2 separate regions of the Mus musculus genome follow, and region 2 is linked to region 1. Evidence: chromatin loops called from intact Hi-C (ENCODE). Cell type or tissue: gastrocnemius. All regions are shown on one strand. Links, peaks and the distances in the headings refer to the core of each region. The heading gives the core; the rest is flanking DNA.

Region 1 (5,386 bases), core at 246-5,245:
GGAGCCAGGAGCCCAGCAGAGCACCAGGAGGAGCAAGTCTCCAAGTAAAGCTAGGAGGACCCTGAAAAATCTTGTAAACCACGATTCTCTTTGAGCCACATCTGATATCACCTAGAGAGTAAACACATAGTCTGTTCATTCTCTGGGGGTGTTACTTTTTTAAAAGGAAACTCACACACACACACACACACAAAAGATGGTTTAAAGCAGAAATTTCAACCCCTCAGTTGTGGACCGGATGTCTGAAGTCAAGAGGCTGCTTCTTTCTGGAGGTTCAGGGGGAAGCTCTGTCTCCTGTCTCTTCCAGTTTTAGTAATGGCTGGCAATCCTACATGTTCCATGAATTATGCACTCCCATCTCTGCCTCCATCTCTGCATGGCATTTCTGTCTCCCAGTGTCTCTTTGTCCTTCCACTATGCTACTAAGGGTACCAGTGTCAGATTCAGGCAGTCTTATCTAGAAGTACCTCAACTCAGCATACCTTGTTTCCAAATGAGGCGATATTCTGAGGTTCCAGATAGGTGTGAATTTGGGAAGGGGATACCGTTCCACCCAGGGCAGTGAGAGGACTGTGAAATGGTTCAGTGGTAAAATGTAACAGTATTTCTCCAGAGGCTGCCAGAGGGCCACATGGGCATTTACAGGGATAAAGAGCTGGAAGAGCTGGAAGTTGTCTTCAGTGATATCGTTTGAGAATGCAGATTAGTGACATTGTTTGGCACTGCCACTATTGCACTAGTTGCTACTGCAGAGGTCCTTAATCTGTAGGTAGAGTCCCTTTTGAGGGGGGCAAGTGACCCTTGCACAGGGTTCGCCTAAGACCACTGAATAATATGTTTGCCTTATGATTCATCACTAGCAATATTACAGTTATGAAGTAGCAATGAAAATAATGTCACGGCTGGGAGTCACCACAACATGAAGAACTGTATGAAAGGGCCACAGCATCAGGAAGGCTGAGAACCACTGCTCTGCAGAGTGTAACCTTTGATTTTCCACTCAAGTTAGAAACATCAGCACAAAAAGCTCTAGACTAAGAGTCACAGAGTCCTTCCTTGAGAAGGGCGTGGCACGTGGTCCACCCAGCACCCTCCAGGGGATGGCCCCACACCCACAAACATGTGGGCAGCACAAGTTAGACTTACGTGTTATTCTTTTGATGAGGATATGAAGTTAAAAGATATTGATGGGTGGAAGATGGGTCTGGAAGGAACTAGGGACAAGAGGCAATTGAATATCATCCTAAAGGTTCACCCATGAATACAATTCTCAAACAATTCACAAAAACTTAATATGGAGAGTCAGTTTTCTTTAATGATGGGGCACGTGGTGTGTCAGCCACACTCCAGAGCAGGCCCCATGCTCAAGAGTAGTTGTGAAACACAAAGGGACTTGATGAGACAAAGAGGGAGGGGAGGAGGGGAGGAGAGAGAGAGGGAGAGAAAAACACAAAGTTGGTTGGGGCTGATTTGGGAGGAGTTGAGAGAGTGGTAGATGTGATCAAAATACATTTATGAAATTCTCAAAGAATTAATAAAATATTATTTTAAAAATATTCTATATTATGATATAATAAAGAATAACACACACACACACACACACACACACACATATATATATATATATATATATATATATATATATATATATATATAATCTCACCTTATGGTAGAGGATGTAGCTCAGAGGTAGAGTATTTGCCTAGTATGCACAAGGCCGTGGGTTCAAACACCAGCACATCCAAAAAAAGGGAAAAAAAGAAAGGAAAGCAAAGAACTCTTCTAGTCTTCCTTCTGTCATTTACTGTTTGGCCTGAAAACATTACTTTGTTGAACCTAAATGTCCTTGTCTGACTTATGTTTCTATTGTAGTGAAGAGACACCACGACCATGGCAACTCTTATAAAGGACAACATTTAATTGGGACTGTCTTAAAGTTTCAGAGGTTCAGTCCACTATTGTCAAGGCGGAAAACATGGTGGCATGCCAGCAGACATGGTGCTGGAGAAGGAGCTGAGAGTTCTACATTTTGATCTGAAGGCAGCAGGAAATGAACTGGCTGAGACCTCAAAGCTCACCCCCATGGTGACAGACTTCCTCCAGCAAGGCCACACCTATTCCAACAAAGCCACACCTACTCCAACAAGGTCACTCTTCCTAACAGCACCATTTCTTATGGGACAAGCATTCAAACAGGTGAGTCTATGTGGGTCATTCCTATTCAAACCGCCACAATCTTCAACTAAAAAAATAATGAAATCTCCCATAATTTTTGTAGGTTTATGATATTTTTGCCTCTGACATTTTAAAAAATTAACCTTGGACTTTTAGGACATAGGGAACTCTGTACTTAATACCAGGAATAAGTTCCCATCCAACATTTAAAATACAAAAGATTATTTTGGTATTTTAAACATCAGACTCTGGTTACCTTGAAATGCAATAGTGTTGCAACATTGTAGAGTGCATATTTCTCAAGAAATGTTCTTGGTACACAGTCAAAATGGACTCTAGTACAAATATATGTGAATACAAGTGAGAACTGATGGGGTACCTCTCTTATGGGTTATAAATGTCTCCCTCCCGAGTATAGAGTATCTATAGAGATATTTGATCCCTATTTTAGGCAGTAGGGAGAGACAAGGGAAGAGAAAGGAGTGGGGGAGGAGGAAGAGGAGGAAGGAAGAGGAGACAGAGAAGAGAATTGGGAAATAAAGTGCCACCCCTTCTCTAAGCTTCAGTTTTCCTAAATTCAGGGAATAAGTCTCAAATGGTGGGACCGAGGTTCACCCTTCCCCCAAGCTCTGCAACACCGCATGTGTGCCACAGTCACACAAATCAAATGCAAAGCTCCCCAGCATCTGCCAGCATGGTAAGTGTGCAGTTAATGTTCACAGCGAATGAAGGAACTCGTACATCCTGACCACCCTGAGGGGTTGTTTGGAAATGCAGCAGCTTGTTACTAGTATTTACAGTCCCCTTTTCTGCCAGCCACCATCCTTGACCTATTGCCAAGTTGTTTTTCTTTATTCAGTCACCACTAGATGGCACAAAAGGAAAAGGCTTCATACAATGAAAGAAGACAAGCCCAAAGGACAAGGTGACCACAATGTGAAGAAGAAGAAGAAGAAGAAGAAGAAGAAGAAGAAGAAGAAGAAGAAGAAGGAGAAGGAGAAGGAGAAGGAGAAGGAGAAGGAGAAGGAGAAGGAGAAGGAGAAGGAGGAGAAGGAGGAGAAGGAGGAGAAGAAGGAGAAGAAGGAGAAGAAGGAGAAGAAGGAGAAGAAGGAGAAGAAGGAGAAGAAGGAGAAGAAGGAGAAGAAGGAGAAGAAGGAGAAGAAGGAGAAGAAGGAGAAGAAGGAGAAGAAGGAGAAGAAGGAGAAGAAGGAGAAGAAGGAGAAGAAGGAGAAGAAGGAGAAGAAGGAGAAGAAGGAGAAGAAGGAGAAGAAGGAGAAGAAGGAGAAGAAGGAGAAGGAGAAGAAGGAGAAGAAGAAGAAGAAGAAGAAGAAGAAGAAGAAGAAGAAGAAGAAGAAGAAGAAGAAAGAGGAAGAGGAAGAGGAAGGAGAAGAAGGAGAAAGCAGGCATCTTAGTATTGATTAAATAAAAGAGATAGGCTTCATCTTCATTTCACCTTGGACATTACAAGAAGCAGACCTACGAGGGAAAAGCTGGTCAGAAAATGAAGTTTAAGCAGAGACAGAGCAATCACACAACAATAACAACAGGAACAAATGTCTGTGCTGATGGTGCTAAAAACCTGAGGCCAAGAGAGGTAATCAATAATCTTAATCCAAATATTAATAGGACACCAAGAGAAAAGTCGTCACAATTACATTGATGAGTGAAGGGAAGCCAGGCCAGATTTACCATCATGAATCGAGGTTATCACTAAAGGAACCTGGAACCTATAGGGCAACCCCAACTTACAAGAGCAAAGTAGCCACTTTAATTAATATGGACCATAGTACTAGGAGTCTTCATTCACACTCAGTTTTCACACTTATTTATGTATCTGGTTAAAGGTGCCAAAATGTCCCGTATTATTCCATGGTGATGCCAGGGCCTCGGAGGTGCAAGGTAACTACAAAAGTTAAGATACTAGAGTTCAGTGAGAGCAAAGAAGGTGAGGGTGTGGTGTAGACTGCAGCCTTTTAAGCCTGGCCCCAGCCTGTGATTGGCAGACTCAAGACAATTCCACTTACTGGGGTCCTGTGCTCAAGAAGAAATTTCCTGATTGCAAATGGATTTTTCTATAGATCTGCCTTCAAGAGGAAAGCAAGGCATGGTTCTCCCACAGTGAGACACAGGAGCTCAATAGATTGACACTCTATTTATAACACCTGTCTCCTAGGAGCTTGGTAAACAGGAAGTGTTGCCAAGAAAAGGATTTCCTCTTGACCAAATTAATTCTCCAAATCTATCGAGCAGTTGTTGGACTATGTATTGAACACATCCTGGGTTATCTCTTGGCTGATATTCAAGGCCCATTCAAACATTCTGCTTTCTTATTCTTCCGACCGAATACTAACCAGACCCAACCCTGCTTGGCTTCCAAGACTAGAAAGAGACTGGGCACGTTCAAAGCAATATGGCCATAGACTTTGCTTTCATAGTTTATGCTGAAGACTCCGTATACTTACATAGCAAAATTATCCATGAAGAGTCCTATTAATGCAGACTCCAAGATTCAAGTCTCAAAGATCTTCGCCAGGTCAGCCTGGGTATGATACAGGCATTGCACTAATAAGAAGCTCAATGGAGTCCAAGAAGGATGGCCCCATATGTACAACCTATGAGGAACACTCATTCTGAGTCCAGAACCACTAAGCCATAGAATATTTTATTTGGAAAAAGATCTCCTAAAGATTAAGCAGTGGTTCTCACCCTTCCTAATGGTATCACCCCTTAATACAATTCCTCATAATATGGTGACCCCCAACCATAAGATTATTTATGTTGCTACCTCATAAATATAATCTTGCTACTGTTATGAATTACAATGTAAATATCTGATATGCGGGATATCTGATATGGGACCAGAGAACCACTCCTCTAAAGCATTGCTGAATCCTCGGGTTCCTGTGGAAGTTCTTCACAAATGGGTGCTGCAAGAAGTTGCTCACTAGAGCTTAATAATGCTAAATCAAAAATGAAACAAAAAAAAAAAAAAAACCTGCCAACCTCAACCTCTGGATGCATCAGCCTTTAACTAGGCGCATCAAGAGACTGCCATTATCATTAGGGAAATGGCCATTGATGTCCTGTATGACCAAAAATACACATACTAAAACCAAGGAAAGGAAATAAATTGTGGGAAGTTCTTAATTAGCTTTTTATCATAGTATCCAAATGCCTTGCAGAAGCAGCTTCAGGAAGGACTCCTTTCGGG
Region 2 (5,386 bases), core at 315-5,314, 430 kb after region 1:
AATATAACAGCTCACTAATAAATGAATGCGGTCCAGGACAGAGCTCTGGGAAATCATCACGCTATACCATAATGGAAACAATAATGACATCAAAGAAGAGCGTGACATTGCAACGTGAACTGTCTTGGCTACTGCTCCCTCAGTGTGCACCAATGGGACTGGGCTCTGTCTACCAGAAGCTTTGCCCTCCCATGCATCCAAATGCTTTAACCCTAGTTCAGCAATGTGTTTAGCATATGCTCCAAGGAGCTACAATCGGAAAGTGAAATATGGCCCTCCCCAGTTTGTGACCATTACTAACGTGGGCACTTATGTCAGTGGCACCTTTGTCTTTACTTACAAGCTTGACATAAATTGTTCAATCGATCAAACGTAAAATGACAAATAGCTGTATGAGATTATGTCTTTATGTGGCGAGGAAGAATGCTGCCGAGGATACTATGGCAGTGGCTCAGAGGGCCATTGCAATTTCAGAGGCAGGAGAGGAAATATACTCTTCCAGGCAAACAGGCAGAGTACATAGCTACATGTGCATGTTCTATAGAGAGCTTTTCTATGTATTTTGAACATGTCTTAAGGATCAACTATATGCAATACACAAAGTTCCTTCAAATCAACACAGAAGCGTTCTTCTTTATGTTACTAGCAATGAGAGAAAAACAATCATTCAAACAATTTAAAATGTTATCAATGCTCTGATACACAGGGCTAAGGAGATGAACCTTGGTCTGGAAGGAAGCTGGTGGCAGTGGATAGTGGAGAGAACTGTGACAGAATGACTGTGGCAAAGCCATTCATTAATAGTATCTGAGTGACTCCCACTAAGGGAATGACGATGATGAAGAAATCGGATGGAGTCTTTGCCATCAAGAGGTACAATGAGCAATGGTTAGACTGAGCTAAAGCGATCAGGGACACAGATGCACCATTAGACACCGAGTCAGCTGATAGGAAGCACTGGAACAAGAACTAGCCACACATACAGGAAAAACAAAACCTGGCCTTATCTGCACTTGCACCGGAGGACAGGAAACAAGTCCTTTGCCAACTGCTTTATAAACTGATATCTGGAACAGTAGAATGAGAAGGAGGCACTGGTCCTGAAACAATATACCTAGACCGAGATAAGGAAGGAATGGCTCTTTCAGAAAGAGGGAAGACAAGCTTGTAAGGGTAGAGCTAGAGAAAAGAAGAGCTGAAGGCAGAAGCAGTCTACACAGGGGCGTACAGGTTACTAATAATACTAAGGTAGCTTTGTGGGAGAGGAAATAGGCAAGGTGCATTAAGAGTAGATAAAGCTACTGAGAGTTGCAACAAAAGCCAATGACAACCTAAAGACAGAGCCTAGAGAGATGGCTCAGCCAAAAAAAAAAACCCCACCTTTCTGCAAGCAGGAGAACCCTAGTACAGACCCCCATCACACACATAATAAAGTGTATGCAATTCCAGTGCTGGGAAGGCAGAGATAGGCAATGGGCTCTAGCCAGACTAGCTTAATTAGCCAGATCTAAGAGCAGTAAGAGACTTTGTCTCAAAAATTAAGGTAGAGAGTGACAAATAAAGATGGTTGACATTAACCTTGGCCTCCATCATTTTCGTGTACACATACATGTAATTGTACCAGCAAATATACACACATGTGCTTATATCAGACAGACAGACAGACAGACAGACACACACACACACACACACACACACACAAGCTTGTGCATGCGCGCGCTGCCTGACTGATTAATGGGTTTAAGAGACAGAGAGTAAAAAGGTCAGCAGTATATACTAAGATAACTGGTACATCTTAATGATATGGGAGGAAGGACATGACTCTGAACAGCCATTGAAAAGAGGCCGTTGTTTGGGAAGAAAGGAGAGGAAGGTGCGAGGTTAAGCATCACAGATTGTGCCTCAGAAGTGCTGCACCTAGGACCCCTCTAGGAGAACTAAGTGGAGATTTGTACCAGGAAGTTAGAGCTGATCAAGGGAGTGCTGAGGTTAGCAAGAGGCTTAAGGCGGCCTCGGAGGGCTCTAGACTGCCAGAGACCAGCTCATGCGGGAGAAAGGGCTTTCAGATCCTCGCCTCTCCTTACTCAGGACCTGTGGGGCTGTTCTCAGTGTATAGCTACAAGAGCTAACAAGAATTCTGCTACAGAACACCTGTCGTCCTCTTCGGGCATCCATAGGTACTACACACATTTAGTCAAGACATAGAAAATCAAGTACAAACACACACACACACACACACACACACACACACACAGACAGAGAGAGAGAGAGAGGAGTTTTAATAAATTATAGTCAAGTTAAAGGACACATAAAATTCTGAAAATAACTAACAATTGATCCATCTGCCAGCCTGGGCAACTTATCTATCTCTCTCTCTCTCTCTCTCTCTCTCTCTCTCTCTCTCTCTATCTATCTATCTATCTTGTGTCTGTCTATCTATCTATCTATCTATCTATCTATCTATCTATCTATCATCTATCTATCTATCTATCTATCTTGTGTGTGGTTGACTCCCAAGTGTGGTTGAAAGCTTAAAACAGAATCAAGGTCCCTAGTAGCATATTAGTATCAAAACCAGTTGCAGTAACATTGCATCTGTTCTGTGTTTACTCACAGCATTCCATCTTAAGGAATATTAAAATAAACATAAGGAGCCAAGGATTATTTATTCTTGTACACTTTTTGTCTAATTGGTTTTCTTTTGCACATGACCTGAACATTAATAACTCCACACTGCTCTCTAGTGGTGAATGAAGAAAACAATCCATCAGAATGGATTTTGCACACCTCAACTAACAAGAAAAGGTATATATCAGCCACCAAATGCAGACACTATTGCATATGCCAGCAAGATTTTGCTGAAAGGACCCTGATACAGCTGTCTCCTGTGAGGCTATGCCAGTGCCTGGCAAATACAGAAGTGGATGCTCACAGTCAGCTATTGGATGGAACACAGGGCCCCCAATGGAGGAGCTAGAGAAAGTAACCAAGGAGCTGAAGGGGTCTGCTACCCTATAGGTGGAACAACAATATGAACTAACCAGTACCCCCAGAGCTTGTGTCTCTAGCTGCATATGTAGCAGAAGATGGCCTAGTCGGCCATCACTGGGAAGAGAGGCCCCTTGGTCTAGCAAACTTTATATGCCTCAGTACAGGGGAACGGCAGGGCCAGGAAGTGGGAGTGGGTGGGTAGGGGAGAAGGGTGGGGGAAGGGTATAGAAGACTTTTGGGATAGCATTTGAAATGTAAATGAAGAAAATATCTAATAAAAATTTTTTTAAAAAAAGAAAAGGCATATATATCATGAACATAGTTTCTTAATTTGCTATGGTTTACTGCAGATAAAGCCATTTAAAATTACTGCTTTCAATTTATTAGTCTAATTTTAAATATTTGTGGAAATAAAAAGGATAAATTAATTGTTCCTTGTTTTAAAGGTAGACCTGTATTATTTCTCAGGCACCTTGAACTATTCCTGCACCCTACCCCAAGTATATTAAGCAGCAAGGCATGGTGACCTGTGCCTTGAATAGTGAACATTTGGAGGCTGAGTTAGGAGAATCGACATGAGTTGGAGTCCAGTGTGGGTGACAAATGAGTGCCAGGTACACCAGGATTAAAACATTAAAGTCTCTGTCTCAAACAAGTAAGCAGGCAAGCAAACAGCTTAAACTATACTAAATGCCCCATATCTTCCCTTCTCCCAGCCCACATCTCTAAGCTTTAAAACTGAAATGAGAGTGAACCTCCGACTTCTTACCAAAAGGATTGGTGGGAGGGGCTTCAATTTGTTTATCTTTAACATTAAATTGTCTTTTAGCTAATAACTTAATTTGAATAGCTAAAATATATCTATCATTGTATACCTTAAACCATTAATAACTTAGAACTTAAAAAGTGTATTGGAGAGATGTTCAGTGTCTCTATTGCTGTGAAGAAACACTCAAAAGTAGCTTGGGGAGGAATGGGCTTACTCGTTCACACTTGCGGGTAATGTCCATCACTGAAGACAGTGGTGGCGAGAACTCAAACAGAAAAGGGACCTGGAGGCAGGAGCTGATGCTGAAGCCACAGAGGAGCGCTTCTAACTAGCTTGCTCCTTACAGCTTGCTCAGCTTGCTTTTTTACTGAACATGGGATCACCAGCCCAAGGGTGTCCCTACCCACAATGGGCTGGACCTTCATATATCAAACAGTAATTAAGGAAATACCTTAGCTTTCCTACAGCTGGATCTTACAGAGACAATTTCTCACTTGCATTTTTCTCCTCTCAGATTATTATATTGTGTCAAGCTGACACAGAAGCCTTGTGAGATGAACAAACCTGAAACAGCTCAGTCATTAAAATGATTTTGGTGAAACTCACTTTTTTTTTCCATAGGGAGGAAATAAAAACCCAACTGAAAAGACAAATTGTTTTCAGGTGTCTGCAGTGGGAGAAGGGTTAAAGTGGGACTATTTATTTAACAACCACCCTCAAGGAATAATGATAAGAATAAGCTTGTAAGATCCTTTATCATGATAGCTAGGCTAATATAAATAAAACTGCAAAGAAATGATAATGCCAATAGCATAGTCTATTGGCGCTATGGAGTTTTGTTTAAACTTTGGTCCAGCAGATAAAGAACCGGATGCTGTCATACACTTTCTGTACCAAGGATGAGACGAAGGAATGGAGGCCAGGCACGTCTGCTCTTAACTCTAGATCTTGCTCTTATGCAGATGCTGAATCTCCAAGTCAGTGAGAATTAGTGCAGATCAGGAAATGAGACAGTTTCGTTTGTTGCTTGCTTGCTTTCTTTTCCCTCCCCCTCCTCCTCTTCCTTCTCCCTCTCCTCCCTCCTCCGCCTCCTCCTCCTCTTCTTTCTCCTCCTCCTCTATGTTCTCTTCCTCCTCCTCCTTCTTCTCCAGGTCAGGTAACCAACTTGATCCAAACTCAGCAGGTACATTGGCAACATGTCTGCAGATATACCTTCTTTGGACTCTGCTTCACAGATGAGTTCAACAGCATATAACTAAGCAATATGCAACCTTTAGTTAGAGTTATACATATAGTTAGACATACTTGTTATCTGCATACTTGGAGAATTTATTTTTAGGGCAAACATCCTTGAGGGTAAAGGTCCCCTTGTATCTTTCATTGAGGACGTTAAACTTATATGAAAAATTTACTGATGAAGAAAATACGAATCTTGGCATCGGTGGGATTTTGTCATTACTGGCTTTTGGGGGGTGTGGTGGGGCATGTGGAGTTGTTTACCTTGTAACAGTCACCTCCAGGAATGACTTCGTGAATATACACCAGCGGTCCTTCATTCCTGTTAATTCCGCCTAGGATCTTCAGACCTAGACCTGTTTCCTTAGTAACTGTAATCACCCGAAAGGC

What was found. Hi-C counts contacts between places; a loop is a spot of excess contacts. Peaks named below come from ENCODE experiments on the same cell type or tissue, not always from the same donor. Only the 100,000 strongest peaks of a DNase experiment are listed, where the experiment ranks them.
Region 2: a loop joins it to region 1, with 14 times the contacts of the local background. A loop is called at or near these places in 36 of 42 quality-filtered maps.

What each region holds. Positions count from the first base shown.
Region 1 is chr11:90,180,531-90,185,916 of GRCm38, forward strand. No RefSeq gene overlaps it. Among named protein-coding and RNA genes, the nearest start is that of Gm11494, 40 kb to the left of the region's middle. In gastrocnemius, for the core only: a CTCF peak has its summit at 3,035 (motif pointing right); a DNase peak (open chromatin) is centred at 2,943; H3K27ac peaks cover 279 bases.
Region 2 is chr11:90,613,923-90,619,308 of GRCm38, forward strand. It overlaps Stxbp4 (syntaxin binding protein 4), which reads right to left. Exons shown (of 18, transcript NM_011505.2): 4 at 5,261-5,386. Among named protein-coding and RNA genes, the nearest start is that of Stxbp4, 21 kb to the right of the region's middle. In gastrocnemius, for the core only: a CTCF peak has its summit at 2,746 (motif pointing left); no DNase peak of the experiment used is centred there.